5 separate regions of the Homo sapiens genome follow, and regions 1, 3, 4 and 5 are each linked to region 2. The links are chromatin loops, found by intact Hi-C in ENCODE. Cell type or tissue: GM12878. All regions are shown on one strand. Region 1 overlaps ITPR1 (inositol 1,4,5-trisphosphate receptor type 1). Region 2 overlaps ITPR1 (inositol 1,4,5-trisphosphate receptor type 1). Region 3 holds the start of LOC124906210 (a long non-coding RNA gene). Region 4 overlaps ITPR1 (inositol 1,4,5-trisphosphate receptor type 1). Region 5 overlaps ITPR1 (inositol 1,4,5-trisphosphate receptor type 1).

Region 1 (5,000 bases), 54 kb after region 2:
ACCACGAAAATTGCTAAAATCCTCATACATAGCCACTGGGAATGTTCTGGCATATTTCTTAGCTAATTGAAAGTGCAGGGGAAGTTGCCTAAGCGAGATGTCATAAGCCAGCTTGGATGCTGATGTGGGGAGAAGGGTGAGTGAGCCTGATTGTTCTCTATTCAGAGTCTCAAATGGGCTCGCCCTGCCCTTGTCCAGCACGGGTGGCCGGCCCCACCTTTTTCTCCTCCTGTCCTCTGGTTTCCTCAGCCTGGCAGCCTAGGTGCCCAGGACCCAGCAAGTGTGCACCCTGTGTACCATGGTCCCTGTGCACCATGGCACCCTGTGGGTGCCCAGGAAATCCTCCACCGGTGGCCCCAGAATGACTTGAAAGGATTATTCTGAGGCTGGCTCTTCCTAGGGATTTCATCAGAAACGGGTGTGGTTCTCTCTGCTGGGATGAGCCCATCTTTGTTGCGCTGTATCATCCAAGAACAACTATGGAGTCTGGGAAGGGTGATTGGTCATTCCAGTCCAGCTGAAGATTATATAATGTGGCCTGTTTTGGTAATGTCATTCAGAGCTCAAAAACAGAACCAGACTGACACCTTGATTTATGCCGTTTGGATACCCTTCATGTGGCTTAGCTGGTAAAAAGAGAAATCAGTATCCCTAAAATTTTTATCCCAAAGAAAGAAAGGAACTATCTTTACCCAGGAGCTGAGCACTGAAATTAGAGTCAATACGTGGATTGCAGTGCTGACTCTATCCCAGCTCTAGGCAGATGACATACTGATTTATAATACTTTTGCATAATGCTTTCCAGTTTGTGGGACATTTTTATAGCCATCTGATCCTTACAGTAACCCAGTGAGGTAGCTGGTGAGGTGATCTCTTTCAAAAAAGAAAGAAAGAAAATAGACCAGGTTGGTGAGCTAGCTGACTTATACACTCATTCACCGTCCTGTATACACACAACTGAAACTCTTCTTATTACAGGCCATTGCTTTTTCTACTGACACACTAATGTCACAAGGCTGTGGCAGAAATGTACAGAACCTGTGAAATACAGGGATATTAATATGCATGTGGTCTGAAGTCACTGTACTTTTGGGACAAAGAGAACTGAATTCCTTGAATTTGGGGCTGGCCAACAAATTCCGGGTATGGAATCCCATTTTTAAAAAATTAATAGACTCACAGGATAGAAGAAGAAAAAAAATTAAAAAGAATAAAAGGATGATAATTTTTTAATAAGAAAAAATTACTAGACTTTATTTTTTAGAGCAGTTTGAAGTTTACAGAAAAATGGGGCAGAAAGTACAGAGTTCTCATACATGCCCTTCTCCTCCTGACTTCCTGCCAGTTTCCTCTGTTAGTAACGTTTTGTATTATTGTGGCCTGTTTGTTTGTTAAGATTTGATATGCCAATATTGGATACATTGATATTAATGTCCCTCCATCATTTGCTGCTTACTTTTCATGTTGTGCATTCTGTGGGTTTTCACCAATTCAAATGACACGTATCCACCTTTAGAATATCACACAGAATAGTTTCTGCTCTAAAAATCCTCTGCACACCTCCTATTTATCACTCCCTCCCTCCCTCCCCCTGAGCCTCAGGCTGTCTCTGATCTTACTGTGTCCAAAGATGGGATCCATTTTTTAGGGTTTTTTTTAAAACATGTATAACAGTTTTTTTTTTTTTTTTTTTTTTTTTGTGTGTGTGTGTGAAACGGAGTCCTGCTCTGTTGCCCAGGCTGGAGTGCATTGGCACCATCTCGGCTCACTGCAACCTCTGCCTCCTGGGTTCAAGCGATTCTCCTGCCTCAGCCTCCTGGGTAGCTGGGATTACAGGCACATGCCACCATGCCCAGCTAATTTTTTTGTATTTTTAGTAGAGACAGGGTTTCACTATGTTGGCCGGGTTGGTCTCGAACTCCTGACCTCAGGTGATCCGTCCACCTCAGCCTCCCAAAGCGCTGGGATTACAGGCGTGAGCCACCATGCCTGGCCTATAATAGATATTATTAAGTGGCATTTCAGAGCTACTGAACATAAAGATGACTATTTTTTCACCAAAACCAACAGATTCTGTGTTTTTGTTTTTGGAGGGTTTAGGTTTCATTTTGTTTTGCTGTGATCTTAGAAAAATTAGCTCTAAAGACTAATTTTTTTTTCTTCCTCTTCAATGAAAATAATCACCCTAGCTCATAAAAGGGACAAATGATTTAAAGTCCGTTAAGTGTCCCATATTCCTGCTTTTGAAGACATAAATATTATCTTCAAGCCTCCTCCTCCTGACATTTTCTGAGGGTTTAAATACATGGGGAGGCCAAATCTCTGTTTCCAGGCCTACCCCGTACCCCCTTCTAGTCGTTTCCATCACCTGAGCATCCCTAGGCATTCTGAGAACATCCAGTTTGTCTTCCTGCCTAGTGAGAGCAGTAGACATGAAGCTGCCATTTGAGTTGGAAAGACCATCTTCGCCTCCTTGCGTCTTCCCAGAGGGGATTCTCAAGGGCAGAGAAAGCAACAAGACCATTTTTCTAGGACCCATCTTCTCCCCCATGACCCTTTCTTTTGCCCTCAAGCCCCCCTCACCCTCAACGCCTCATTCTCTGATTTGGCTATAAAAGATTCCACAAAAATGTTCCATCGTTTAGGTGGTAAACGTAAAACTCTACCTGAGCAGACTTTCTCTGAGGAGGTGATTGATTACTCGGTAGTCTTTCTTAGAACAGCCTCTTCTTTTGAACCTGGGAAGAAAAAAAAATACCCCACTTCTCAGAATGATTCGCATTTGCATCATACAATCCAACTTCCTCCTCCGTCTGTCTGTCTTTGTCTCTCTCTCTCTCTCTCTCTCTCTCACACACACACACACACACACACTCACTCCCTCTCTCTGTCTCTCTCCCTCTTTCCAGTCAAGGACATTTCAAGAGGTTGGTCAGTACCACCCCCATATCTAAAACTTCAGTGTTTGCCTTCGCAGGGACTTTTCCAACTTTACCTAGAAAAGAACTAACCAGAACCTTAGCACTTGTGGTCAGCCTGCTTCCGGCTGTGGCTTCAGTTAGTTTGTCTGCTCCGAGAGAGGAAGCACTTGCTGTGACGGGAACTGTACTGGCTGGATTGTAGGAGGACCGGGGCAGACAGTGCCTAATGACATCGGTATGTGAGATGCCAGCAGCAAGGAGTGAGTGAAGCAAAGCAGACTGAAGCCAGAGTCAGACCCAGTGGCAGATGCGGCCGACAGATGCTCAGTGACCCCGTAATCCTCTCCCCACCTTCCCCTCCCAACCGCATATACACACACACACCCCAAGATAATTCACAACAGACAAAGCGTCTTAGCTGAAGATGACTTTTCCAAAAATCCATTAGAAGCCAAGACACTGAGACACGTTTTTGATCTTGAATAGATGATACAGGCAAGATTCTGCAAACATTTCTAGGCCTTCAGACGCTGGCTGGCTGGAGAGGCGTGGGTGACAGGCTTCACTGGAGTCATTCAGCACTCAAACAAGCTCAGAGTTTTGTATGAAAGTCTTAGCTAGAGAGAAAGTAATTGGATTCAGGTGTTCTCTCTGTGCCTATTCCAGTAACTGGGTTATAGTCTAAACATTTGCACTTTGAGATTTAGATTCTCTGTGCAGAGGGGGACCCTGTTGGTGGGGAACCTTATACCACACTAGAGCCTGTCCTACTGCACAGGATGCAAAGCCAACGGGAAATTGAGAGAACAGCTTGGCTAAAATTGCTAATTAATTTTAACTACCAGGTACTTCTTGGTAATTTGAGATTTAATTTCACAGCCCAGGATGATTATTTAATTAAAACACTGGTAACACCTAAATTTGGGGCTCTCCCCCACTTCAGTGCAGAAAAGATAAGAATGCTTGCCAGTGGGATCCCTCGTAGCCCAGCTTTTCATTATTAGATATTAAGGGAGGCACTGGGGGAGACTCTGTGTGGTGGTGATTGATAAATTTCTGGACCAGAAAATCCTTTTGCTATCTTTGCATTGAAGGCCTCCTGTGAAATGGAGAATGAGGCTTTATCCCTAGGATGGGAGCACATGGCCCATGTGGCCTGCACAAAGTATGACCTTCTTTGAAACGCCGTGTTTTAACATTTGATTGAGCACTTTGGGAGGTGGTGGTTGGATCACCTGAGGTCAGGAGTTCAAGACCAGTCTCTACTAAAAATACAAAAATTAGCCAGGCATTGTGGTGCATGCGTGTAGTCCCAGCTACTTAGGAAGCTGAGGCATGAGAATAGCTTGAACCCGGTAGATAGGCAGAGGTTGCAATGAGCTGAGATGGCGCCACTGCACTCCAGCCTGGGTGACACACCAAGACTCCGTCTCAAAAAAATAAATTGACCTTTCTATCTGGTCTACGTAACTTTTTGAATTTAATATAAAAATATTTCAATCATTTACCATTGATTAAAATGGATATTGTACATTCTAAAAAGATGCATTATTTCTTTTTATGGCTTTATGTACCCCTTGGGTGGGGCCATCAAGTCCCAGGATTACAGGTACGCCATGTAGCAGCACAAGACGCAGGGCATCAGTGCCTCTCCACCACCACTGAGGCGAGGGGCAGAGATGCCAGGAGCGGCCCTTGGCATGCTGATGGGCCCCATTCGTGTCTTCAGCACACACTCTTTAGACACTCACCCTTGGAGGTAGGGCCTCCGTGCAGCTCCACAGAGGCGAAGAACTATGCATTGAGACCTGGCCGGTGACCACAGTTCTTGGACTAAAGCAGCTTGAGAATAGAGACCTTGTCTTTCTCATCTTTAGATCCTCAGCGCTCAACCCCATGCAGGACACAGATATTGTAAAAGTTCAGTAAAAAGCTGTTGAATGGAGAAAGTCTGTGCATTTTGCATTTATTTGTTCAAAGACCCTTCTGAAATCATTGCCTAGAGGGCCAGGAGGTACATATGGCATGAAAGAAGGTGAGGAAAATTCTCATTTTAATCTGTAGTCATTTGGTCACTTG
Region 2 (5,000 bases):
GTCCTTTTTCTATATATTGGAACGGGAACATTTGTTACATATTAATCTATATGCCTTTTTGAAAAAACTTGACAGTGTGTCATAGAGATCTTTCCATATTGGCACATAGGGATCTACTCGGTGTTTCTAATTTATAATATTAAATGATGTAGATATACTGTAATTTATTTACTCCTCAATTGGTGCGCAATTAGGTTGTTTCCAGTTCTTCACTGTCACAAGCAGTACTATAGTGGACATCCAATACATACTTTGTGAGTAGAAGTGAATACTTCATAGAAGTGGAAATTACTGGGTCAAAGATCATGTCCATTTAATCTTTTCCTATTGCCCATTTTTTTTACAGTAAGCATGTCGCTTTGGTAACTGAGGAAAAGAACATACATAATTAATTTTTGCTTCTTTTTAAGAACAGATGACTGGAGCCTCTGACAAAAATCTCCTCATTAAAATACTCTATTTCTCAAGTTGGGTGAATGTGGCTTTTTAAATTTTGTTGAGGAAGTGTCTTGCTCCTATCTGTGCCTCTTGTTTACATTTAGAACTCACCTGGAGAACACCTGCTCAGGCACATGCACACAAGCACACACACATTTACTCACTGTCACTCCTTCCTTTAATCGTGGAAATGGCCAAACAAGTAATCCAGGCTCCTGCCACATGGCACTGGGAGTAAGCCAGCTGATCACACCCCCATTTTATGGTGAACTGTCCCTAGTGCTGGGCTCCGGGCATTCAGCACTCAGATCAAACCATCATCTTTAAACAAAACCACCGCCCTTGGAAATGTCAGATGCCTCTGAACTCAACACCTGATGGAAGCTGGGGTGGGCAGGAGAGAGGAAGGGTTAAGAAGTGAATGGAGAAATGAGGACTCAAAAAGATTATAGGAGTCAACTGCACTGCATTCCATATACTTACACCTTGGAGAGCAGGTTGCATTGTTGAGGGCCATTGCCATACACCAAGTCCATGGGTTTATCATCATGGTGGTGGGGGGCATACTGACTCTTCCATGCTCTCCCACGTGGCATCTCTCTGTATAATTACCAACCTATTAGAGGCTATCAGAATGGCAGGATGAATAACGTTTCCCTCTTCCCTCTGCCTTTGCTCACCGAACCTGGGGACTACCCAATTGCAGAACTTCCTCCGTTGCCAAAATAACAAGACCAACTACAATTTGGTATGTGAGACCCTGCAGTTTCTGGACTGTATTTGTGGAAGCACAACTGGAGGCCTTGGTCTTCTGGGCTTGTATATAAATGAAAAGAATGTAGCGCTTATCAACCAAACCCTGGAAAGTCTGACCGAATACTGTCAAGGACCTTGCCATGAGAACCAGGTAATTAAATTTCTGTTTTGGGATGGGGAAAAAAAGTGTCCCATTTTGGAAATGTTGATAGAGACTAGTTCAGAAATCACGAAGCCTGTGCCTGTTGGCCTAGGGAGTCAGTAGGACAGGAGGCTGTCTTCCAGCAGTTGAGAAATAGCCATGGTGTTTCATGATACTTCAGAACCTTCCTAATGAAGGACATTGGAGGGACAGTCCATGGTCTCTTTCCTTGGCTAGGTTTGGCTTCATTTGATTTGGTTTGAATGTCCAACTATTTAACTTGATTTCTAGGAGTAGGCAATAAGGCAGGAGTGAAATGAGAACCAAAAGACAGTGACCTATTTTAAATACTAGGGGATTTCAAAGAGTGACTACTGGAAGGGGGTTTAAGCCTAGCTAGAGAGAAGAAAATTACTACACGTGAGACAGCTTGAAAGTAATATAAGGACATTTTTATAGTTGAGATTTAAACATCATGGACATTCAGGGGAAAGAAAGATGAGATAGTCTTGACTTTGGTCTCTCAAAGAAGAATATTTTGGGAGTACAACCCAATAACTTCTTGTCTTGAGTAGAGTCATTGCTTATACATGGCATCTTAAGGATTTTGTGAGTTTTTGCATTGTGCTAGGTTGAGTATGATGTTTTGTTTGTTTGTTTTTGGAGACGGAGTCTCACTCTGTTGCCCAGGCTGGAGTGCAGTGGTGCAATCTCGGCTCACTGCCTCCTGGATTCAAGCGATTCTTCTGCCTCAGCCTCCCTAGTAGCTGGGACTACAGGTGCATGCCATCATGCCTGGCTAATTTTTGTATTTTTTTAGTAGAGATGGGGTTTCACCATATTGGCCAGGCTGGTCTTGAACTTCTGACCTCGTGATCCACCCACCTCGGCTTGCCAAAGTGCTGGGATTACAGGCTTGAGCCACCGCGCCCAGCCAAGTATGTTTTTTAATACCAAATTATAGCTTCATCCTAACTGGAGAGAGACGACCAAGGCTTCAAATGGTCAGTGCTAAACCCAGCAGCCAGGGAAGGTTACTTGTGTGACTTGGGGAGCCAGGCCCTTCATTCAGAGGAGAACGGTTTATGAGAGACAACTCATTGTCTATTAAAAACCTGGTCTCAGTTGTCTGTGAATGTGAGAATAGCATTTTGTGAGATGCACTTTCTTCTCCCGGTTCCCTCATGAAGCAGATGGTGTAGTCCTAGTTAAAATGAAAAGGAACAAAAAAAATACAACAGGCTTGGGGAAAGGCTTTATTTGACATCTAAGTGAATTTCCTTATTACCTCAAGTTTGCTTCTCTGCCAAATAGGGGCCTGTTGAAAGGAACAGATCAGAGTGGATTGTGCTGCAAACGGAGATGTTACCTGGGGGCAGATGATTAATTTTGATATTGTGTGCCTTAAACAGGAAACTTGCTTTCCAAGCTTAAGCCTTAAGCTAAAGTACAAAATACAAAAAGAGTGCTTTAGAGAGAATGGAACACACCTTGAAAGGGGAAAAAGGGTTCAGAACCCAGAATCAGTCATACACCATATTTTCCCTTAAGAACAAAAGCCAACTGTGCTGCATGATTTGGATTAGACACAACCAATTTATCAGTTACAGTGCATGGGGACTTTCCTACTGTTTACTGTTAATTCTGAAACTAGAGATTTTCATCTGTCTTTTATTCTTACCACTTTCTCACGGAAAATTTGCAGCTCTCCCCTAGAGACATTACTGGGAGTGGTAAGCATTGTGTTGAAATAGCAGTTCAGCCTGTTGGCCTTTGACGTCTGATTTATGACCAGCGTTTGTGTGAATGTCTGTGTGTGTCTTTGCTCAGAACTGCATAGCCACCCATGAATCCAATGGCATTGACATCATCACAGCCCTGATCCTCAATGATATCAATCCTTTGGGAAAGAAGAGGATGGACCTTGTGTTAGAACTGAAGGCAAGTAGGAATTAAAAGCAGAAGACAGTCATTTGGAAACAGTCACTTTTGTGTTTTGCCTTGGCACATGCACATGGGCAATTAGTCATGAGAGTAAATATTAAAGATAGTTCTTTAAATGAATGACCCAGGTTGCTAGTGCTGACTACGATGCAGAACTCCAACCTTTCTCTTCCACGTAAGGTATCTCATGAGGGGATAGGAGCTTCTGAACTGTTAGGTCACACAGAATGAAGATTCCTTGCTCCAAGCTAAGAAGTGAATCCCAACAGCATCGAGTACTAAATACCTTGGTTCTGAAAGTCACAAAGAGAGAAACAGTGGAAACGCCATTCCCTCTCTGGTTTCTGATTTTTCCCCATTTGAGGGAAAAGGGCCGGTTGAAGAATAGTACAACTAAGCCTATCTAGGACCAAAAAAAAAAAACCCAAAAAAACAAACATGTATTTTTACTTAATCAAGGAAATACCTTTTTCTCTTTTGTCACTGATTTAGCAGAAGGGTGGTTAATAATGTTGGTTTAAAATAAGGAAAATTACACAAACCAAAAATGTGCCTGCGGGCCTCTGCTGAGTTTCTCTGTATTGTGTACAAATGCGGGACTGCAGGTGACTGATGTGGAAGCCCCACTGACATTTGGACTCTCTATTACTCAAACAGCTTAACGGAATGAAAATCGTGACTTCTAGGTGCTAAACCTGCAGCATTTCCAAGCTGGCCTTTTTTGGATATTTGAGAAATTGATATACCATTCCTGATGTTGACTTCTAAAGTATACCCAGAAAACCCTCCCTTCTATGTAGGGGTTCCATAGGTTCTCTGAGAATCCCATGATTCAGTTTTAACAATTGAGCTTGCAGGCATCAGGTTTCTAAAGTATATTTCAAAACATGTTAGCCTTTCTGGACACATTTCCTTTTTAACTGTTCCCATGTCAGGGCATGTTGAGATTTGTCCTCTATCTGCCCATCCGCAGCAGCGAGCACTTCATCATTATCATGAAAGAGCCTAGAACTACAGGGTTTTGGCTGAAAGGTTGAGCTGTATTTATTGCATGAAGGATGTCATAGGAAAGGTCATTAGGAAAGATGGGAACACAGAAACCTGTGGGAATGGCAGTTATTTTTTCTTTACTATTTAGAACTGAGAGTCCACACTAACAGTCGATTTGGGTGTGTGGTTTAAATGGACTTTTTTTCTGCTATTTTTAATTCCTTTTGACAAATTGTGTTTTAGAGTGAATTTTAACAGATTCAACCTTGTGTACCTGGCCACCATTTATCAGAAAGTCCGAAATAAACAGAAGTTCATGTGCTCCTGGTCAGCATTTGAGTGACTTTTTCAACTAATCCAGTGATCTATGGATGATGATAGAAATTTGTGCCCTGCGATAGCATGATACCCTGACTCAACTGCTGTGACCTAAACTAGGGGAAGAAATAAGACCACTCTCACTGTCCAAAAAAAGAAAAAAAACCCAACAGCTTTCAAGTCCTGTACATAAAGAAGCATACAAAGTATCATAGACCCAGGGCCTAAAATGAAGTCAAGCCAGGAAGTACAGGATGTGGGGTGTGAACATGGGTGTTTTTAATGTAATGGGAAATTAGGGCTTGGCCTGCATACATTGTTCCTTTGGGTCACATTTGTTAACTAGTGTCAGATGTACTCATTATATTAGGGGTTATGAGAGCTAATAGAAATATTTTAAGACAGGGAAGAA
Region 3 (5,000 bases), 65 kb before region 2:
TGTAATATAAGAAATTCACTCGCAAACAGACCACTTCTATAATTAATCCCCATCTAGACATCCTTCTCACTTAATGCTAGCATCTTTCCCCGCCCATTGCTTTGCCATCTTTGTTGATGTCTCCTTGATTGCTGAATGCTATACATTTGACAGTACAATGCAAATCAATTGCAATGTAAAGTTCAAACTGTGCAAAAGATGCAGGATTTCATGAAATACATGAACATGATAAGAACAACTTTAATCCTGTGTAAATACCGTAGACAAAGATTTGCCAGAGTCAGGATCAATAACTATTGAAGAGAATATTGACTGGGTGCTTCCAAAAGGGATGCTATGGGGGGAACTGATAAGAGCCTCAGAATTTTGCAGAAATGACCCTTTTTTGACTGTGCTGTGAAAGTCAGTATGAACTAAGGGATGTTGCAAAGTACCGTCTTACAGTCTTGTTGGGAAAATTGCCCCACTCAAAATTATTTGATTGATTCATGTATCTTTATGCATCTTAAACCTTACTGAGTGATTACATTCATCACCCAAATTGTGTTAAATCTAAGATTAAATTATCTTCATGTCATTAGTTTCTGGATGAAAGATTAGTTAATTCTTTGTCAATCCCAACTGGGTCCCAATTTAAGCAGCTTTTCCCATGCAAATGTCCTTGGGTAACCAGGCCTTCCTGTATTATCCAACGTGCTGTGTTTGGCCCCTGTCTTAGCCAACATGCCTGTAGGCAGGTTCTGAGTCACCAAACCATGGAGCAGGCTTTAGCATCTTTTGAAGATAATTTCTCATCTGTTTTCTATCATTTGCCTTCAAATGGTGTTTGTTGTGTTGGTTTTGCTGCTCTTTCAACTTCTCTCTGTTTTCCTTTCCTACAGCTATGTGTTTTGCATTTGAAGACCATCATGCTATCAGGGTACATGTATTTAGCATGTTGATACAGCATGTTCATTCATTGGTGTCCTCATGTTTGTATGACTTTATTATGTGAATAATTCATGCTCATTGAAAATAAACAACACTGACAAGTATTTCTATATAGAAGAAAATCAGAATCACCTGTAATCCCACCACCCAGAGAAAACCAGTAGTAATGTTTTAATATTTGATGTTTATCCTTTAGCTAGATATTGATGATGTTTATAAAAATAGGATTATTATTGTTTGACCTTTGTTATGCCCATGTCATAGACATCTTTCCATGTTGTTAAATTGATTTTTTGCGTCATATTTTAAGCTACATGCAGTGGTACCTTGAGTAGCATAAGGGCCACCTTGAAAGAAGGGGTGGTGGGAAAGTTGACTTGTTTTCACTTTGTTTTCTGCATCAGAGGCTAATGTTTCAGGTAACCATTGGGCAATGTCTAATAATTTGAGATGCCAGACGGTACTAAAGTTACTCTAACCTAGCCTACCCGTGCATCAGTGTTTTAGGGCAGAAATCAATGTCCTCACCCTCCTGTGGTCAGCGTCTGCCTGAGCCGTTGACTGAGGCTGTGTTTCCGTTTTAGGACATCGTCTCCGCGCTGGAGGACCGTCTCAGGCCCCTGGTGCAGGCAGAGTTATCTGTGCTCGTGGATGTTCTCCACAGACCCGAGCTGCTTTTCCCAGAGAACACAGACGCCAGAAGGAAATGTGAAAGTGGCGGTTTCATTTGCAAGTAAGCGGCCTCTCTCTCTGGGGTGTTCATTTGCCAGAACCTTGATGACCTCACAAAGCTTTTGTTCCCGAAGAAGGAGACGTTGTCCTGTTTTTTAACTTTGATGAATGCAAGGTCATGTGCTAAAGTCCTGTTCTGACCTCCCCAAAGTAAGTTTGTCTATTAAATCCTGCTTACTGACACTTTTTTGTTTTGTTTTGTTTTGCTTTGTTTTTTGGTGAGAAGTTCTTATTTTCACTGCATGCCCATTCATTCATTCATTACAGTGCACCCACCGTGTGCTGTGGTACAGACATAAAAAAGCCATGATCCCTCAGCCCTCAGAAATCTCAGATCTATCGTGACCTCACCATCTTTTCCTAATAATTTTGTAATTTCTTAGTTTATGCCTTGTGCGTAATCTGTAAGCAACAAGCAGACCCATGGTTAGAAATCTCCATTAGATTTTTGCCCCAAGGCCGGACACGGTGGCTCATGCCTGTAATCCCAGCACTTTGGGAGGCCGGGGCTGGTGAATCACCTGAGGTCAGGGGTTCAAGACCAGCCTGGCCAACATGGTGAAACCCTATCTTGACTAAAAATACAAAAATTAGCTGGGCATGGTGGCGGGCTCCTGTAATCCCAGCTACTCTGTGGCTGAGGCAGGGGAATCACTTGAACCCAGGAAGCAGAGGCTACAGTGAGCCAAGATCGCGCTACTGCACTCCAGCCTGGGTGGCAGAACGAGACCTTGTCTCAAAAAAAAAAAAAAAAAAAAAAAAAGAGATTTTTACCCTAAGATTAGTTGTTTGTTTAGCTTGGGGCTGGACTCTGCATGTGAGTTTCTTACTTTTCTGGGCCCCTCTAAGGACAAGCTTGTGCATAAGGGAACTGTGTGTATTGGCCTCAACCATCATCCTCATGAGTTGTTTTTGTTTTACAGTGTTGGCATATTTGACCCATTTTACTGGCAATTCTCAGTGGATAAATAGCCACGCTTTATAAACGAGCAGGTCTGAGTGGACCTCTGTCTCGGTTCTCCTCTCCATATAATCTCTCCATTGTATGTGGCTGACTCCTGCCCAGTGAGCCTGTTTGCTGTGATTTACCAGCAGGTGTCACTATTGAGACACAGTTGCTAACTGGCTGTTCTCAGTGCAGGGAATGCCCTGAAGTATCTTTAACCTGAGAGCTCTTAATAAATATTTGTTCATTAACGGACTAGTTAAAATAAATTGCTTGTGAAGTCTTTTTAATTTAAAATTAGCTTCAAGGAAGTAATCCGTGGTTTTCCCCCCATTCAGGTTAATAAAGCATACAAAACAGCTGCTAGAAGAAAATGAAGAGAAGCTCTGCATTAAGGTCCTACAGACCCTGAGGGAAATGATGACCAAAGATAGAGGCTATGGAGAAAAGGTACTGCATTTTATTTTCATGGTCAAACCAGGTTTTACTATGAAACTGAAGGGAGGGACCTTTCAAAACCCACCTTAGCTCAGGCATTACTGACTGAGGGGCTAGCTTTTTTTAAAAGAAAGAAAGAAAGAAAGAAAAAGCTGTTTATCCTGCCGTTAAAGGGAGCTAAATCATATGACTGTCTTTTTTAAAAGTCAAATATACTTAGTCGTCTCTTATAGGCTGATTGCCACATAATCTAATGTCAGAGAAGTGGTAATAACAAGATTTTCCATCTATTTAAATTCCCAGTGAGGAGCAAATGCCTCTTTTGTATCAAAGTATGCGTTTCTGATTTTTAGGTTTCAGCCAAGCATACCTGTGGGTTTACTTGCCTCGTTCAGATGAGCTGTTGCGCAATCCTTTCAGTGCATCAAGAAACGCCCTCCACTTCTAACTGCAATTAAGGCAGGCATACACGTCACCACTTCTGAGGGAGATTGGGAAATGGACAGTCCCGTGACCTGATTGTTCTTAGTATATGCAGTGAACAAGGATATACCAGATCCATTCCTTACACCTCTGATGTTGGGTAGAGCAGGACAGAAACAATGTCATTCCCTTTCCTTTCAGCCCCCAGCAACAAATGATGGGCGTGAATTGAAATCTCACTCATTTTCATTTGAAGGTAATAATGTTCAGTAACGGTCAGCTAGCTACATTTAGCAACAATTTCTGAGTAGGTGAATATGCTGATATCACTGACTTATCAAAATACCCAGTAAGTCATTTTTCAGCTCTAGGAAGAAGCCTTGATAATTAAATCAGCCTGCCTTGTCAAAATCGATGGTGGCAACCAGATTGTCACAAGTATAAATGTCTGCAGGAATGTTGCTTTCTAACCTATCTGTCATTAATATTAGAGCAATGTTACTAGTGAGACTCCTTGGATAAGAAAACAGAAAACGGATTTTGCAGTTTCTTAGTTTATACCACGGGGCATAATCTGTAAGCAACAAGAGTTCCATGACTAGAAATGTCCATTACATTTTTTAGAAACTAATTAGAACATAGGTTTCTGTAACTCAGTAGGAATTTTGCAGAGAAAACCTGCCAGACAAGAGTTTATAAATATAAATGATGGAAGTGAAGACCCCTGGCAAGGTGAGAAGTGCTGGGATGGCCTGTTCATACCTGTATAGGCACCTAGTAGATCTCTTAAAAACAAGAAAAGAAAAAAGGTGGGGGGTACGGGGGAAGGCTGATGGCAGAGAATACACTTACCAGACAAATAAATATTAACCATTTATTTCACAAGATCTTCATTTCTCTTAAAGTGAGTTTTCAGAAACATTTATAAAATATGAATCTAGTTACAGAAACTTGCTCTCCATAAAAAAGGTTAAATCCACCAAAGCTGAGTGAATATTTTTGCATCCATGGGCATAAAACCTGATTTTTCAAATCTGGAGACCACAATTTTCTCTTATTTGGAATATCTATTTCTTTCCATAACCGAGGTATTTAAAGTAAACTTCGGTGCCTCTATTCTAGTGACTTACAAGTTGTGATTATACATGCAGTTCCCTGCAGTTGTCTTTTTATAACCTGGAACGTAGAAGCATTGTCCTGGAGTTTCCTGAGTCTCTATTGCCTGGCGGACAAGTATGTCAGGGTCTTTGAGGCTATGTGGAAGGTGTGCTGCCCTGCTCCCTGCCCCTACCCATTAGTGCCAACTGGGAGAGCATCCCAGACCCCAGGGGATGCCGCATGAGAAATGTCGTAATGCATGTTATAAAGCTCATGGAGAAAGAAAGGGCATAGGGTTGAGAGGACCCTCAAAGGAGATCACTTGGAAAGAGTAAATTATATCACAGTTTTGTAGAGGTTCCTGGGGTCTAGCTTAAATCCTTTTCAGCTGGTGAAGAAATCAGTCACACCTAAGCAGAGAGGCTTGGAGAAG
Region 4 (5,000 bases), 54 kb before region 2:
AGGGAGGCCAGGTAGCGGCTTAGGAGATCAGGTGATGACAGGTGAGTGGCCCCAACAGGTAATCATGTGAATTGCTTTCCTATGCTTTAAAGTGCTGCACTAATCAAACGGATAGTTCCAGCGAAGTACTCCCGAGGTGGTGAGCAGAACAGTAGTCCACCTAGTTTTCATAGATGTGTCTGTAGAAGGGATTGGTGTGTTTAGAAAGCAGGTACTGTGGTTCAGTGGACGTGTCTGTTTCTACGTATTTGAGATGTGATTCCCACTGAATCACTGCCTCCTTGGAACTGTGGAATCTCTGGAGCCATTGGTGCCAGCTAGCAACTTTGCCCTCCTGCATTGCAACAAAAAAGCTAAATTCACATTCCAGCTACTCAGGGCGGCTGCAGCCTGCATATGTTAACTCCTCGACTTCTCCTACTTGAGCTGCTTCTGCCGGCAAAAGATGCCATTGTAAAATTCGAGGTAGAGGGGGAAACAGGAGAAACAAAGAGTGATTAAATTTCACCTTCAGGGGGCGTTCTCATGACGCCCAACCCAGGGTGGAGATGTCCTACTTTTTACATTGCTGTGAACTGCTGGGTTGGGTACCTGCCAGTGTTCAGGCAGCAGTTACATAAGAGCTGCTTTTTTTCCTGGAATTTAGGCTCACTGCTGATGTGTGACCTTCAGCAGTAATTGCCAATAAATGCAGTGGGGCTGTTTACTGTTAGACACTGGCAACCACAGAGCAAACTCAACTCAGAACATACAGAACCTATTGCAAAGTCAGTGGAGGGATATATATATATATATATTTATATATATTTATATATGTCTGTGTGTAGATACGTGTGTGTGCGTGTATATATATATATATATATATATATATATATGCATATCACTGAGATTATTCCGTAATGACTGAAGTTGTATAATTTGGTCATGTCAGAATGTGTTTTTAAAAAATGAACTTTGCTATTGGGTTCTGATGAGCTTGTCCTATAAACTGTAGGTGAAACCACATTGTTGGAGCTAAATAATTTTTGCTTAGTTCTGTTTCTAAAAACAAATAGAGTTAGTAAAGATAGTTGTCTCAGCAGATAGGAAGATTTAAAGTTGTTCTACTGAAATGCTAGATAACTTCTATTTTAGCTCAATTTTCTTTAAAGCTTTCTGTTTTCTTAGTGTGGGTTTTCAGAGGCTGATGCAGGATCGGGCCCAGCAAACATATTTGCAAGCCTGTTCACTGTTGGTCTCCTCTGAGGTTATGAGTGAGTGGAAAGGAACTCTGAAGACTGATTCGAGCGGCTGGAGATACAAATTGTCTTTGATTTGCTGATAACTAGATCTACGGTACAGTTACATTTTTTGAATTGCATTCGGTTTCTATCAGGTTAGTCATAGAAAGAGACATCCCATTTCAAAGGAAAATTCTAGAAGCCCCAGGGTAGGAAGGGGATTACTGCTGAGGGCAGTAGAAAACAAAGGGTATTTGCAGGCCGCGATCTGTGCTGGTCTGTGATAGGCACACATGAAGCGGATGGATGGATGTGCGTGGGTGCTGTTGTGCAGACACCAGAAATAGTCACCTTAGGAAGTCTGTGTGCTCCTTTTCATTTAAGAATGATAAAGTATAATTTCTTTCATTTGTAGTAGAAATTTGTCCCTTGATAAAATGCTGGGTACATTATGTGTTGCAAGTGAGTAGATCAGTGTCGCATATGCATATATTCAGTTACTACCCAAGGTACCATAATGAGGGCCTGATTCGTGGCCTCATCCAGGAAGGACACTTAAGATTCAGTGACTTGAGGTGCAGTTTGAATTTCTATTTCAAAGCCATTCATTGGGAGTCATTTTTCTATTAAGTTAGGTTTTGCTCACCTCGCCTAAAAACACTGGGAAGACAAGATTGCAGAGTAAATATGAAGAGGCAGTAGAGGGCACTAGTTGGTTTCTCAGTTCAAAACCAGAGCACATCAGATCACTATGAATCGCCTGCTGATGTGTGAGATTGGCCTTGACTGGAGGTGCCAGCGCCTGAACGCAGTGACTGGTCCTGGGACTAAGCAGGAATACAGAACATGGGAATTTCAGAGAGCCCGTGCCCTCAAAATGTTCCCCCTAAACACATGTTCAATGAGGGCTTCACCTTTCATGTAAAAAACGTGACAATAAAAATATAATTCCATTTATTCATTTACTAAACATTATCTTTTCCTTGGGGTATTATACATTGTATTTATACAGATCTTATTTGAACATATATATCCTATTAATATGCTTATATTTATTGAAATTACAGCTTATTGCCATAAAATAACCTTATCCTCAAGGAAACATAGCCAACATCCGCATTAGAAGGAAGTGCTAGTATAGGCTATGGGTGGTTTTACCGACTTAGATACCATGTATGGCCTGGCCCCTTCCATGCCTGGCCCATGGGTTGGATTATTTAGGGAACTTGCCAGCTAGATATTGTGAAATGAAATTTACTGAAAATAAACCAAGGATTAATTAGTATTTTAGTTAGAAGGAATCCTAAAGAATATTTGCAGCCATGTGTGGTGACTCACACCTGTAATCCCAGCACTTTGGGAGCCCGAGGCAGGCGGATCACTTGAGGTCAGGAGTTCGAGATCAGCCAGGCCCACATGGTGAAACCATGTCTCTACTAAAAATACAAAATTAGCTGGGTGTGGTGGTGCATGCCTGTAGTCCCAGCTACTCAGGAGGCTGAGGCAGGAGAATCGCTTGAACCCTGGAGGCGGAGGTTGCAGTGAGCCGAGATCATGCCACTGCACTTCAGCCTGGGAGACAGAGCAAGACTCCATCACAAAAACAGACAGACACACAAAAAAAGAATATTTGCTTTGTCCTCCTTGAGTAGGTCAGGAAGTGGATGCCCAGAGAGGTTCAGTGACTGGCTCAGGGCCACACAGAGAGCCAGAGCTAAACCCTGGATGAGCCATAGTCACAGGATGCTCATGCAGTGCTCTGGGGTTTTCCAGTCTATTCCACGAAGGGATCACATTGAAAAGTGTTTTTCTGGTTAGACACGATTCTTGAAGATGCAAAGCATCCTCTGTTTTCTCAAACGGCTTCGTAAAATTTTCAAGGGAAAAGACAGTTATTAATTTAAATTTAATTTTTGTTTTAAGAATTAATTAAACTAATTTTAGAACAAGCATGACAGCAGTTTAACAGAGGAAATAGTGTGTCAGTACAATCATAAAACATAATCCCTGCCGGGTGATTAAGAAATAGATATATACTACCTATTTCTATTCTGAAAGAATTCAAGATGCTTCTCTGGACAAAGAGAGCACAGGCAAGAGAATTCAAACAGACGACATACTAGTTCCATCTTTATTTTCTTTTGCTTTTGTTTTGATTGGCAAAGGGGTAAGAGGGTAGCTCCGTGCATTCCTATGGTGAATCCATGCCTATAATTCTTTTGTTCTGATCATATTGGATCAGTATAAAGGATGCTGTAGTGGGAGGGTTTCCCATGCAAATAGTAGAATATAATACTTCTGTCTATATCTCTGTCTGCTCTAAAATGCATGGGAAATTGCTTTAATTCTGCTTTTTCTCATATGTTCTTTTTGCACTAAGGGAAGATAGCAAAAATGTTTACACAGTTTTAATTCTTTAGCATACAGAATGTAAGGGTAGAGTTAAAAATGCATTCTTGGATTGTGATCTTTCTATCATTTTGAAAATACCTTTACCTGTGCTCTGCTTTTACTTTCCTTCCCCACTCATGTCCTTCCTACCACCAGCACTGTCCCTCCCCACCCCGAGCAGGAGGCTGCATGCTTCAGAGGGAAGTTTTCTCCCTGAGATTAGTGGAGTTGGACTCATGCAGGAAAGGTCGTCTGTCCAGAATTGAGTGAGCAACCCTTGTTGTCTTTGCCGAAGTAGTTTAATGCCCTGGATCTTTCTTTCATTTTCTCTGTTGGGAAATAGACAAAAGACAGAAATCATTAGATTACATAATATAGCAGCCCTATATTAAGAGGCTTTCTTCCCTCTTGGGGATCAAACTATCAAAAGGGTAATGTTGAGCTGGACGAAGACACCACCAGATTTCGTAGTGTCACTCATCTCATGCTTTCAACACCAGCCCTGGCCTGCCACCTGACAGCCACCTTCTGGCCCTGAGGTGAGTGTGCTGGAGCCCTGTTAGAGGCCAAGGTCACATAGTTGCAGCGTGAGCCTCGGGTTTGTCTCGTGGCCTCAGACTACACCTCACACTAGTCACACCGCTGGTGTGTGACTTTGGTCCCGAGATGCCCAGGTGGGGTCTGGCAGTTCCATCTGACATCTCTTCTCTGCTCCAGGCACATGTCCTTTTGGAGGGCAGATTCACGGCACTGTCTGCAGATGGAGCGGTGGACTTTTCTCCAGGCACACCTTTGTGTAGCCCCTGCATGCCCTCTCACCCCTTCCCCCTCACCTGCATGTCCTTTCGAGGCATCCTTTTGTTGCTCATCCATGGGCTGGAAATTATTAAATCAAGGGGGAGGGTGGTATCTGTGTGGCATGGCTGGGATGGGGCCAGGAAACCCAGACCATGAAGCCCTCAAGGGAAACGCATGGGGTGGGAAACTCATCTCCAAAGTAACCCTGAGTGCAGGAAACCTTGTTTCTCCCAGAGACACTGGAGCAGGGAGACTGCATCCCCTAAGCCCAAGCTGGAGCCTAGGTCTTCTTCTCTGCTGTAGGACAGGATGTGGAGAATGGAGAGACATGGGAGAAAGCCTAAACCCACAGGAGACATGTGGCACGTGGAACTTTCCCAAGCCTTGGGCCCCTGCTTTCATCACTACCCCTGCTCCCCTGAGAGCCTCCGTGGACACGCATACTATTGCTTTCCTTGTCTCGGTGGACTGAGACAAGGATGTGCTGTGGTTTTTCCTGTCACTTGCTTTGTTTTAAAGCATCATTCCTCCTTGGTTAGTGGTAGACTTTTTTTGTTTCTTTCTTATCTTAAATGTGTTCCCCCATCGCAG
Region 5 (5,000 bases), 70 kb after region 2:
AAAGTCAAGGAGAGCTGATGTAACAAACAGGGATGAAAATACGCATACTAAAAGGTCATCTCAAATACAAGTAGTTATTTAAAGCAAAATTACAGGGGAAAAAAGTCTTAATGGCCAACTTTGACATTCAACTTTGAGTTGAAAGATTTCAGCAGCTTTAAATATAAGCTTTGAGTAAAGTATCCTTCAATAAGGGTTGAGCAGACCAAGATTTTTTTTTTTTTTTTTCCAAGACAAGATCTCAGTTGCCCAGGCTGGAGTGCAGTGGCATCATCACTGTTCACTGCAACCTCCACCTGCCAGGATCAAGTGATCCTCCCACTCTTAGCTTCTCAAGTAGCTGGGACTACAGGTGCACGCTACCATGCCTAGCTAATTTTTTTTCCCCTTTGGTAGAGATGGGGTTTTGCTACGTTGCCCAGGCTGGTCTCGAACTCCTGGGCTCAAGCAGTCTGCCCACCTCAGCCTCCCCAAGTGGTGGGATTACAGGCGTGAGCCCGCTGCACCTGGCTGAGCACACCAAGATTTCTAAATCAATTTGAACACTTGAGATTATCCAAATTTAGCTAAGTTGTATTGGATTCCCTCTCAAGGTTACCTGCCAAGGGAAGGGTTGTGGGAGAAAAATCTGAGCTAAACATCTGAACTATCAGGTAGTAAGATGAATGAATTACTGGCATTTTAACCTAATTGTGAATTTATTTCATGTGTCATATTAGGTTCTCCTTCCTGAGCCGAATCTGTGGATACAGTGTAGTGTGTAACACTTCCTTTAAAGATGTCACTCACCTAAGGAAACTTCAGGGGCTAGCTGGAATTTCCTAATCCAATTCTTAATTAAAAGCTTTATTAAAAGCTACCTTTTGGAAATACTAAGTCCTTGTAAGTCTTCTCATCTAAATTATAACAGAGAAAGCATCTCCACAGGAGCCTAAAAATAGTATTTTGATTTGAGAGGATAATGCTAGTTTTGAAGAAGAAAAAATAACCACATTGAAATTGAACCTAGGTAAATTAGTCTTGTTTTATGTTCTCTCCAGATATTTTGTACCAAAAATGAGTTCATGTGAAAAGTGAGATTAAGTGTCACATCTACTATGTGACAGATGCTATGCTAATAAATTTGCGTATAACCTCGCAATTCTCCACCAATCAGCTAGGAATTATCATCCTGATTGTATGGATGAGAAAACAGACTTTGATAAGTTAAATGACAAAACCATAAGAAACTAGATCTGATTCCAAAGCCTTTATTCTTTTTACCCTAATTCCTCTACAATTTTAGGAAGCTAAAAACATAGGAGTAGGACCTTAACCCACTTGCAGACAACAATTTTCTTGAATATATATTCCGTATAGCCTTTTTATCTCAGTTGACTTGAATGCTCACCCTAAAATCCAAAACTAAGACTAACTGGGTTAAGGAAAATCTTAATACAGAGACAGAAGTAAGTATGCCCTAAAATACCTAGAACAGGTCTAGAGACCCATCAACATGAGAATATATTTAGTTCAGCAACCAAATGAATAGAATCGGCTTCTTGTTTGGGATTTTGAAAGTACTTTTTCATTTGAACTAGTCTTAGGCAATGGTCTCGCCTGACCTTCAGCGAGCCTCAGTGTCTACTGGGTGGCAAGAAATAGATACCGTGAATGGTCACAGCATTATTTACAGCATTTAATCATTCTGGACCTCAAAGAGATTTGAGAACATTTCTCATTTTCCTAGTTATGGTAGGTAATTTTTTTTTTCTCTAACCAACTACTCAAGAGTCATTGAAGAGAAAAATCAGGACCCACTGAAAGTGTGGACACGAACCCTCCCTCTCAAACCTAGGATTCTAAACACTGCTTTTCTTGTTAGTATGGCGTGTTGTTACTATCGTACAAAGCCACCATTTTCCAATGAGTCTTCAAATCATTTGGAAGTGCATTTGGGAAACAAGAAAGAATCCTGTGCTTTTATTGTTTTTTGTTTCTTTATGAAACAAGTGGCAAGCAATACTTCTGAATGTTACATTGCATGACTAGGTCACAGAATTTCCCATTCTGCCTAAGAAGATGCCTTTTTTGAAGTGCTGTGTGTTTGATATAGCGATGGTACACTATTTGTAGAAAGTGGGTTTCAGTATAAACCATAACCACAGAGGTAAATCTATGGTTCAGTATGCGATTTGACGTACAGGAAGTATCTGGGTCTAATGATGAAACTTTTTAACTTTCCAGATGACAGAACAAAGGAAGCAGAAACAAAGAATTGGTCTTCTAGGACATCCTCCTCACATGAATGTCAACCCACAACAACCAGCATAAGCAAATGAAAGAAAGGAATTGTATTTACCTTTTATAATTATTATTAGTGTGGGTATGGCTAATGAGTTCTGATTCACCCACGAAGGTTACATTTATGCTGAATACATTTGTAAATACTCAGTTTTATACTGTATGTATATGATTGCTACTCTAAAGGTTTGGATATATGTATTGTAATTAGAATTGTTGGCATGATGACATTTCATTTGTGCCAAAAATATTAAAAATGCCTTTTTTGGAAGGACTAACAGAAAGCACCTGATTTGCACTTGAACCAGATTATAGATTTAAAAGTATATGACATGTATTTTGTATTTAAAACTAGAATAGCCAGTATTTATGTTTTTTATAAAACTGTGCAATACGAATTATGCAATCACAATACATTTGTAGCTCCCGAGTGTCCTAAAGGGAGTGCACTTCTTTGAAGCTGGTGTGTTAATACTATGTAATAAATGGTTAACTTTCAAATGATGCTGCTGCCAAAATTATATTAATAGTGAGTTTCAGGCCCCTGGGCATTTTGTACCATGTAATTATCCTCTGGTGATGCTGTTTCTCGTTAGTGGCAGTAGTGCCTCCGTCTCCTAGTGATAATGCTCCAAGTCTATGAACTGTTAAATCAGCATTCATTTTAAGAAAAGCAACTTTAGTTTCAAAGATACTTTTAAGCTTCTAAATTGATCATTTAAACTATTTCTTTAAATAAGAGAGCCAAATTAGAGGCTCATACTTTAGCTTGTGAAGAAGATAATGAATTTTTTAAAGGGAACTTTCTATGCAATGTTCAGGATAAATGCATACTGCTGGCCAATCAGTGTCATCTCCTGGGTAAATTTTGATGTCGCATTATAAAGACATGCATAATTGATGGTTTCTAGATTATCTAGTCCAAACAATAGAGTTTATTTTTTCTTCATCTGAACCAACATGCTACAGTAGCTAAGAAGTATTAAAACTATATACATCCATATAAAGATGAAATATGAACTATCTCATTAGAAGTCATAGTTGACCACAGACATGTTATTCTTCTGAAAGAGCCACATTTTGGTTTTATTTCTTGTCACATGATTTCTTTTCTTGATGGATGAAAAATATGAAAGGAAACTTTTATATCTGTTGCCTAGTTTTGTACATGGATCTCATTTTACAAGAGAATCTCTCTGCAAAAAAAAAAAAAACAGTTTAAAAATGCATTGAAAGCAGAGTTCTGAAATGAGTAAAGTTTGTAAATGCATATATAAAAATATTTAATAAATGATGCAGAATATACAGTGACTGGTTGGTGGCTTTCATTTGGCATTTGTGACTTAACTGCTATTCCATTTATGTACTTTCTTTAGGATCAGTTTGAAGTACAGTCGGTTTGATTACCAGGTTAATTCAGAAAATGTTTACCTGATTATTTAAAAAAACACTTGCTGTTGTTATGACAGCTCTGAGGAGAATTATTAGAACAAACATTGGGGAGTATTTAGTACAACATTCATTCATTCTTCTGGATTAGTGACTGCCAGCCAGGCTGTCGGGAGCGCCCTACTAAATCTCCTGTCTCTTCTGCTTTTACTGGGGGATCTTTAATTTGCTGTGTGCCATGTGGAAGTATCGGGAACAGCTGAAATTTGTTTTAGTTCATGCCCAGTGGTCAGGGTCCTTCAGCAAAGTGTAAAATGTTTTTACAGAGCCACCTTGCCTGTCCAAACGTAGTAAAACCTGTTCCCTCCTCAAATCAGTGCTTGCCCTGGCTGCTTTTTTTGACACTAATTTTCTCTATGCTTTGGTAAATAATACCACCCAATGTTGGGAACTAGGTCAAGATTAAATTCCAGTTAAATGGCTAGTTTTGTAACTAATGCTTCTACTTTATAAATTTGATAACTTAAAAACAAATTAATTTTTTCCAGTCAGTGCAGCCTGTCTCCACAAAATTTTTCCATCGTAAGGCAAGCCTAAGACAGATACCTACTTTTATCTGTAAGCAAAATGGCAATCTATGCTAACCCCCACAATGCACACATTAGCTAGCAAGGACTTGCTTTTCCCCTGGGCTTTCTCTTTGATCTCTCACACTGCCCAACGAGATGTGGCAGTGTGTGTGGTTTGTCTCCCAAGTCCCATCCAGTTCATTGGAAAGTTCTGCATTGACATGCCAAGTTGCAGCTTTTACAGGTTTGTCATGTTCCATTTGAATCCTGTCACTTAAGATATAAATCTTCATTCAGTGTGCCAGCTTCAGCAGAAAATAAACGAAATTGGAATGCCACTCCTCCCTCCATGCAGTAGATCCTACCCTTGCCGTTTGGGTGTGAACACTAAAGCTAGTAGAATTGAAACATACAATTTGAAGTGAAAACTCCGGGGGCCTTTGATGTGTAATTGTAATTCTGCCTGCTTCCTTCACATTGTGCCTTTCCAACACCTCTATTTTAAGATCAAGGTCCAAGTCACCTTCAAAGTTACCTACCCGGATGAAGAATTAGTGTTATCAGGGTGAAAGTATGGTAGTACTCGCTAACATGAGAGAAAGCCAATGTTACTTAATTAAGCCATTTTATTTAATATTAACAGTTTGCTACAGCACCAATTCAAGTTTCAAGCATCTGCAAATTTCCCTAACTAATCCATCTGTTAAAGGGTCTGGGAAATTCCATTCCACTTCTCTAACATTTGTGGGATCTTACCCT

Evidence for each region. Hi-C counts contacts between places; a loop is a spot of excess contacts. Peaks named below come from ENCODE experiments on the same cell type or tissue, not always from the same donor. Only the 100,000 strongest peaks of a DNase experiment are listed, where the experiment ranks them.
Region 1: a loop joins it to region 2, with 3 times the contacts of the local background. A loop is called at or near these places in 10 of 110 quality-filtered maps.
Region 3: it touches region 2 in a loop (4-fold over the local background); 14 of 110 quality-filtered maps call a loop at or near these places.
Region 4: it touches region 2 in a loop (4-fold over the local background); 16 of 110 quality-filtered maps call a loop at or near these places.
Region 5: a loop joins it to region 2, with 8 times the contacts of the local background. A loop is called at or near these places in 3 of 110 quality-filtered maps.

What each region holds. Positions count from the first base shown.
Region 1 is chr3:4,828,281-4,833,280 of GRCh38, forward strand. All of the region lies in intron 60 of ITPR1 (inositol 1,4,5-trisphosphate receptor type 1), which reads left to right. It overlaps LOC124906209 (a long non-coding RNA gene), which reads right to left. Exons shown (of 5, transcript XR_007095795.1): 3 at 2,667-2,738. Among named protein-coding and RNA genes, the nearest start is that of EGOT, 79 kb to the left of the region's middle. In GM12878, no CTCF peak of the experiment used is centred here; a DNase peak (open chromatin) is centred at 3,021; H3K4me3 peaks cover 823 bases; H3K27ac peaks cover 2,126 bases.
Region 2 is chr3:4,774,098-4,779,097 of GRCh38, forward strand. ITPR1 (inositol 1,4,5-trisphosphate receptor type 1) reads left to right here. Exons shown (of 62, transcript NM_001378452.1): 47 at 1,145-1,345; 48 at 3,167-3,277. Among named protein-coding and RNA genes, the nearest start is that of EGOT, 25 kb to the left of the region's middle. RefSeq lists an enhancer at 2,547-2,616. In GM12878, no CTCF peak of the experiment used is centred here; DNase peaks (open chromatin) are centred at 2,514 and 3,014; H3K27ac peaks cover 4,467 bases.
Region 3 is chr3:4,708,811-4,713,810 of GRCh38, forward strand. It overlaps ITPR1 (inositol 1,4,5-trisphosphate receptor type 1), which reads left to right. Exons shown (of 62, transcript NM_001378452.1): 38 at 1,515-1,663; 39 at 2,947-3,058. It overlaps LOC124906210 (a long non-coding RNA gene), which reads right to left and starts at 1,542. Exons shown (of 3, transcript XR_007095797.1): 1 at 1,459-1,542. In GM12878, a CTCF peak has its summit at 2,765 (motif pointing right); a DNase peak (open chromatin) is centred at 2,791.
Region 4 is chr3:4,720,329-4,725,328 of GRCh38, forward strand. All of the region lies in intron 40 of ITPR1 (inositol 1,4,5-trisphosphate receptor type 1), which reads left to right. Among named protein-coding and RNA genes, the nearest start is that of EGOT, 29 kb to the right of the region's middle. In GM12878, CTCF peaks have their summits at 517 and 1,918 (motif pointing right); no DNase peak of the experiment used is centred here.
Region 5 is chr3:4,843,913-4,848,912 of GRCh38, forward strand. It overlaps ITPR1 (inositol 1,4,5-trisphosphate receptor type 1), which reads left to right. Exons shown (of 62, transcript NM_001378452.1): 62 at 2,227-3,594. The coding sequence ends at 2,313. All of the region lies in intron 2 of LOC124906209 (a long non-coding RNA gene), which reads right to left. Among named protein-coding and RNA genes, the nearest start is that of EGOT, 95 kb to the left of the region's middle. In GM12878, no CTCF peak of the experiment used is centred here; a DNase peak (open chromatin) is centred at 2,149; H3K27ac peaks cover 1,144 bases.